2 separate regions of the Homo sapiens genome follow, and region 2 is linked to region 1. Evidence: chromatin contacts called from ENCODE Hi-C data. All regions are on one chromosome and are shown on one strand. The core of a region is the stretch at or near the end of the contact, and the rest is flanking DNA. Distances in the headings are between cores, read along the strand shown. Region 1 overlaps CASQ2 (calsequestrin 2). Region 2 has its middle 30 kb from the start of NHLH2.

The links. Hi-C counts contacts between places; a loop is a spot of excess contacts on that map.
Region 2: a map of endothelial cell of hepatic sinusoid shows a loop between it and region 1 (5-fold over the local background). The contact joins two enhancer-like sites. A Hi-C loop is called at or near these places in 1 of 168 maps with a recorded cell type or tissue (endothelial cell of hepatic sinusoid).

The regions. Positions count from the first base shown.
Region 1 is chr1:115,752,531-115,755,467 of GRCh38, reverse strand. The region is part of intron 1 of CASQ2 (calsequestrin 2); the gene reads left to right. Among named protein-coding and RNA genes, the nearest start is that of CASQ2, 15 kb to the left of the region's middle. Within about 2 kb of position 1,392, at least 6 of the 41 ENCODE cell types and tissues checked have a DNase peak (open chromatin) inside an H3K27ac peak, as active enhancers do.
Region 2 is chr1:115,809,815-115,812,751 of GRCh38, reverse strand. No RefSeq gene overlaps it. Among named protein-coding and RNA genes, the nearest start is that of NHLH2, 30 kb to the left of the region's middle. Within about 2 kb of position 1,436, at least 4 of the 41 ENCODE cell types and tissues checked have a DNase peak (open chromatin) inside an H3K27ac peak, as active enhancers do.

The DNA of each region.
Region 1 (2,937 bases), core at 143-2,642:
CTCACCCCCTTTTTAAAATGAGGTGTACCAACCTCCACTGAAGGTTAGTTTAAAAAGGGATGATCTCTCTGGCTCCAGAAAGCACTGAGTATCATGTGAAACTTTTTCCCAAGGAGAGTTTGAGGGAGGGACTACCAGAGGAGGTCAGGGCCTGGGCTTCCAGACTGCATTTTCACAGGCTCTGGGGCACAGAATTCTGTTGAGAAAAATTGGTAAAGGGCATGGCCTTGCCCCATGTCAGTCAAATTCACTCTTTAAAAATTCCATTGCAATAATATTTTTAGATAAAACAAAACAAACCTGGCCTTCAGGGACAGCTTCCCTCATTCTGTCAGTTTGGACATGGCAAAATGCTACGCAATAAAAGATTGTGATTTTGTGTTAGAGACTGGAAGAGCCACAGCTCTCAATGTGTGGGCCCGAGACTGGCAGCCTCAGCAGCACCTGGGACCCTGGCAGAAATGCAAATTCTTGGGTCCCATCCCAGACCTGCTGAATCAGAAACTCTGGGGTGGGCCCAGCAATCTCTTTTTACTGGCTGCCCCTCCAGGGAATGCTGATGTGCACCCAGGTTCTAAAACCACTGACTTAGTGTAGTGGGGTTTGCCCTGTAGTTAATTGGTAGGGAACTTTCACTACGTACTTGTATACATGATACTCCTGTGAGATTGGATCTCTAAGGAAATTGAAGATCAGTTAAGTTGTGACTTGCCCAGAGTCTCACAGCTGATAAGTTGCAAAGCCAGGATTTGGGCCCAGGTCCCTCAGAGGCCCAGGTATAGGAACAAAAGGTAACAGATGAAAGTTCGGGCTCTGGAGCCAGAGTGTCAGGGTTGAGATCCTAGCTGGGTCACTTAAGCTCTGTGTGTCCCCAGGCAAGTTGGTTAACCACTCTGTGCCTCTATTTCCTCATCTGCAAGCCTCTACCTCATGAGGGTTTTGTAGAGATTCAATAAGATAATTCTTGTAAGGCAGTTGGAGCAATAGCTGGCATATAGTAAACACCCAGTAAGTGCTTTTTTAAAAATTGTTGTTGTTATATAGCCTCTCAGAATTGTGGGGTGGAAAAAATACATAGCATCTTCCCTTGGGTCTTTTCCTTGGCATTGACCAACGTGATAGTCCAAAATGCCAATAAAAACAATCAACAGCCTCTCTCTCCCCGAAGGCTCTTTCAGAGGCCACCTATTCCAGCCCTAAAGAGGCCCCCGATACTCGCTTGAACCCCATAAAATAGCCGTCCCTTCATTGAGCCAGCCTCCTTCGTGAACACATCACATGCCAACTGCCCAGCTATACATAGCTCAGGCCTACTTTGAGGGCGGCAGAAAGTGACAGGAGATTACCGGAGAGAAACGTCGGCTCTCTGGTTTCAGGGAAGGACACACAGTTGTTGAATTGCTTGACATGTTGCCAGATGGCATGAGGGACAGTGGGTACAAACAGCCGTTTGGCTCTTGGCTTACATGAAAAGAGCAGGGTTACAGCCAGGGTGTTTTTAATGACTGGCCTGAGGGACATTCACTTGGAGCAGAGATCTGTGACATTTTCCCCGAGGCTCAACTTTTTTTTTTTCAGATTCTTGGCCCTGCAGAAAGTAATCCCCACCCACCTCCCTTCAACAAGTAACCACCTCCTTTTTCTTTATGACCCTCCACCTCCCCACCTTCCCTCTGACTGTGTAGTAAATTAGTCTTTCTCCTCTACAAAGACAGTTCTTGGGAAATGGTACAAATATAACTTTCTTCCTGTCTTTCCCTGGGTTAGAGCTGGTAAGTCCTATGAAGAGACTGGATTGGGTGGGGTCTTTATGGAGGTATTGGATGTGCTGCCCTGGGAGCCCCAGCGGCAGTCACGCAGCACAGGGCGCCCCTCTCGCCTCTGTGTGACACCTTGAATAAGCGAGACACACCTGCTCTAACATGTCTTTGCCACCCACCCAGCAGTTTAACTCCCAGTGCTTGGCTTCTGTCTCAGCTCTTCTCTAAAAGGTCACCCGTGACTTACCAGTCCTGAGATGAGAGGCCTCATGGGGGTCCTACCCCTCCTTGACTCCCTGCAACATTTGATATGACCACCCGCTCCTTTGTGACTCTGGAGTCACTACACCAGGATCCTTTCTCTCCCCGCACTTCTCCCATAGCTCCGCTCTGCCTCCAGGGTAGGCTTCTTTCTCTTCCTTCTGAGACAGCCAGCCCTTGACCCTGTGGCTTTCTTTCATACTCGTCTCCCAAAGATGTCACCTGTCCTCAAGCCTTGACCTCTCACGCAGGACCTCTCCCCCGAGCCCTAGATCAGCACCTCCGGGTCTGGGCTGGACTGCCGTGACTGTGAACTCTCTGGGTCTGAATCCATGCTGAGAAGCTTCCCCAGTTCTGTCATGCCCTCCTGCCATCACTGTGTGTCCTCCACTTTGTTTCCTCATGGGAGACCCTCAAACTATTTTGCCTCCTCCCTCTTCTTTGATCTCTCTCCCTTTTCTCTCCAAAACCAAGGAAGACTTACCAGGTCTGACTGATTCTCAACTTGTAGCACCACCTGCACGTGTCACTTTTTCTCCCACTGACACTGTCTTGGTCTGAGATCAGAGACATCTCTCACACAGACTAGGACATCAGCCTCCCAACTGGTGGCCTTTCCTTTCCACTCTCCTTTCTGTCTGCTCTACGCACTCAGATCCACTCTTGCCAAACACAACTTAGTCATATTACTCTTCTACTCAGACGATCCCCAAATCAGAGCTTCCAGTCCTAGTAGTTAAGTCCTTCACACTTTTTTTCTAATGTGATTTTAACACAGGACTTCTTTCAGCACCCCAAATAAGCCCACTGTTCAAGCAGGTCAGCCTGTTCTCCTGCACACCCCTGCACATTCCCACCTGCAAACCTTTTCTTATACCATTTCTTCCTCCTGGGATGCCCTTGCAGCCCCCTCCGC
Region 2 (2,937 bases), core at 187-2,686, 57 kb before region 1:
CCCAGCTACTCGGGAGGCTGAAGCAGGAGAATGGCGTGAACCCAGGAGGTGGAGCTTGCAGTGAGCCGAGATAGTGCCACTGCACTCCAGTCTGGGCGGCAGAGCGAGACTCCGTCTCAAAAAAAAAAAAAAAAAAAACAATTTCTCGAGATCTCAGCTCTTTGAGAAAGTGCATATGATGAGTTGGTGACCCATTGCATTTTTTGATCTATTTCATCAAAAGACTTAGGTTGTTTATCACAGTATTTCAGATGGTTACAGTTATGAGACTGGGTGTACACAATTACCAACCATAATGATATTTATATATACATTTCACTTTTTGACCTATTTCTTTATGAATACAGTTGTCTGCTCATCACGATGTGACTGTCAGTATACCTGAGTAGTTATGATTGCAAAAATGTATTACTTTTATCTATTTTATTGTATAAAGTGGCCTGTGAGTGTTCTGTCATTTTTATATGTATCTCAAATAAAATATCTTTAAACTAATTTTAAAATTACTTTTCCCAGAATTGTAATTTTGTGATTTTGATTTTTGGGGATTTCAACATGTGGGATTATCACATTTGAGATTGTGTCTTTTGGGATTATGATTGGCTCTTGGTGCAAAGAAACAACAGACAGAAACAACAAGCTCTATACTGAGATCTACAAGCAATTTGGATTGTCAAAGGCAATCTTGAGAGGCAGAGGAGACAAGAGGCTGGAGTAGGGGCAAGAGAATGTTCCATTCAGAGTCATGGAGCTTGGATTTCATCCTACAGGCCATGGGGAGCCACTGAAGGGGAGACTTAGTTTCATTAAAGCTCACTCTGACTGTAGTGGGATGACAGTGGGCCAGGAGGCTGGGGAGGAGCCTGCTGCAATGGTACAAGTGAAGGATGACGTTGATCTGGACTAGGTAATGCTGGCAGAGGCTCAGAGGAAGGGCAGGTCTGAGTAATGTTTAAGGGTGAAATGGGTAGCACTTAGGAGTGATGCTCGGTGGGGACAAAGGGTTGAGGCCCCTTGAGGATGACTCATCCTTGAAGGAATCCCCCAGCAGGTTTCCCACTCTCAGCAGTAGCATAGGTAGTGTGGACACTATCAACCCTTATGCCCAGCACAGATGGTCTGACCAAATGCTCATGGTTACCAAAACACTGCTATTGTGGGGAGCTGAGTCTCTATGCAGAAAGGCTTCAGTCCTGAGGCCACTGGCCAGAAAAAGTCCCTCTGCCTCCAAACTACCCCTTCTTGCTGGGAAGGAAAGTGTTAGCTCAGGAGATCTGAGTTGCTCAAACCCTATACATTCCCAAGAAAGGCCTGATTTCCGCAATGGCCCTTGGCCAGTTTCCGGGAGATAAGCTCTGAGTCCCTGGATATTCTGCCTGATAAGGGACATTTTGTTTGCTTGAGGCCTTGGGTCACATGTTACCAGTTGGATCAGATTGTGCTAACAATGTGACTTGTGGCAAACACTTGCTTTTGGTCTAGGAGTGCTGGAGTCTGAGTAGCTGAAACCAGTCACACAGGTACAGCATGCCTACATGACAGATCCCCAATAAAAACTCTAGACACCAAGGCTTGGGTGAGCTTCCTTAGTTGGCAACACTTTATATGTGTTATCACACACTGAGGCTGAGAGGATTAAATACATCCTGTGCAGCTCTATTGGGAGGGAACATCTGGAAGCTTGCACCTGGTTTCTCCTGGACTTTGCCCCATGTATCTTTTCCCTTTGCTAATTTTAATCTATATCCTTTTGCTGGAATAACCTGTAACCATCAGTACAACAGCTTTCTGAGTCCTGTGAATCTCTCTAATGAATTGTCAATGAAACCTTGAGCGCCTGGGGACCCCTGACACACACCCAACTCTGGAGTGACAGAAGAAGGGACTGTTGGGAAAGCATGCAGCCAGAACCTGGCATTTCACCACAGAGTAGGTTCTGTGCAAACAACATAAGTGGGGCACTTATGTATTGCACAGAACAGATGGGCAGGAATGAACACTTGCAGAAAACACTGGGAGGATGTTTCCCAGCTTATCCAGAGTCCAAGGCCACTCCGCTCTTCTCCAAGTGGCCTTGGTGGTCTTGCTTTTGTCCAACACAGCACTTCACCTTTTAATTTTCAGCTTTTCCAAAAAGTCTAATTGTCCTTCTTCAACTCTCCAGCTTATTTCTTTTGCCAGATAGTCATGTCCAAACTGGGTACAGAACTGTAGGCAATTTTCAGATACTGTAAAGTAGAATTTACACTGAACAACAGTTGCAAGAATCTACAGTATGTCCTAGAAATGCAATACATTGCTGTGCCGGCAACTTATAGGTTATTTGAATAACATGCTGTAAACAGCTGGTAAATTAAACTTCTCAGCAATGGGTATAATCCATAGCCAGAAAACCTGAGGTTTGATTTTATGCAAATACAAGCTTTTTGTGCACAATCTTACACCTTACTTTTATCACTTTGTCAGCTGGTTTATAAAACATAAGATACATTTAATAAGTGGTGCCCACCTCCTCTACACTTTTTCCAGACGAGGACTTAGATTAATAGGTATTTCTGCTCATTATGTAGTCCAAGCCCATTCTTGTTTTTAATGACAAGCCTAGGCACTATGAACATTTTACATTCCAGTAAACATGATGACATCCTTGTATATATTTGGAAAGCCTCTCTGAGTTCTCCCCACAACCAAGTGTAACAGCACATGTAACAGCATACTCCCTTCCCCTGGCCCTGCCACTTCCTGGCTTGGTTTTCCCTTCATTATCTCCCACTCTCCACTACTGTTGGGGCCCTCAGTTCTGCACCTAGGTTAGTGGCAAGCAAGACAGGAATTTCTTCATTGTTTATGACCTCGTAGAGGCAGTGTTCTATGCAGAATACAGAAAGTTGGTTATTATAAGCACACAGAAATGCAATACAGAAAATGAAGTAATAC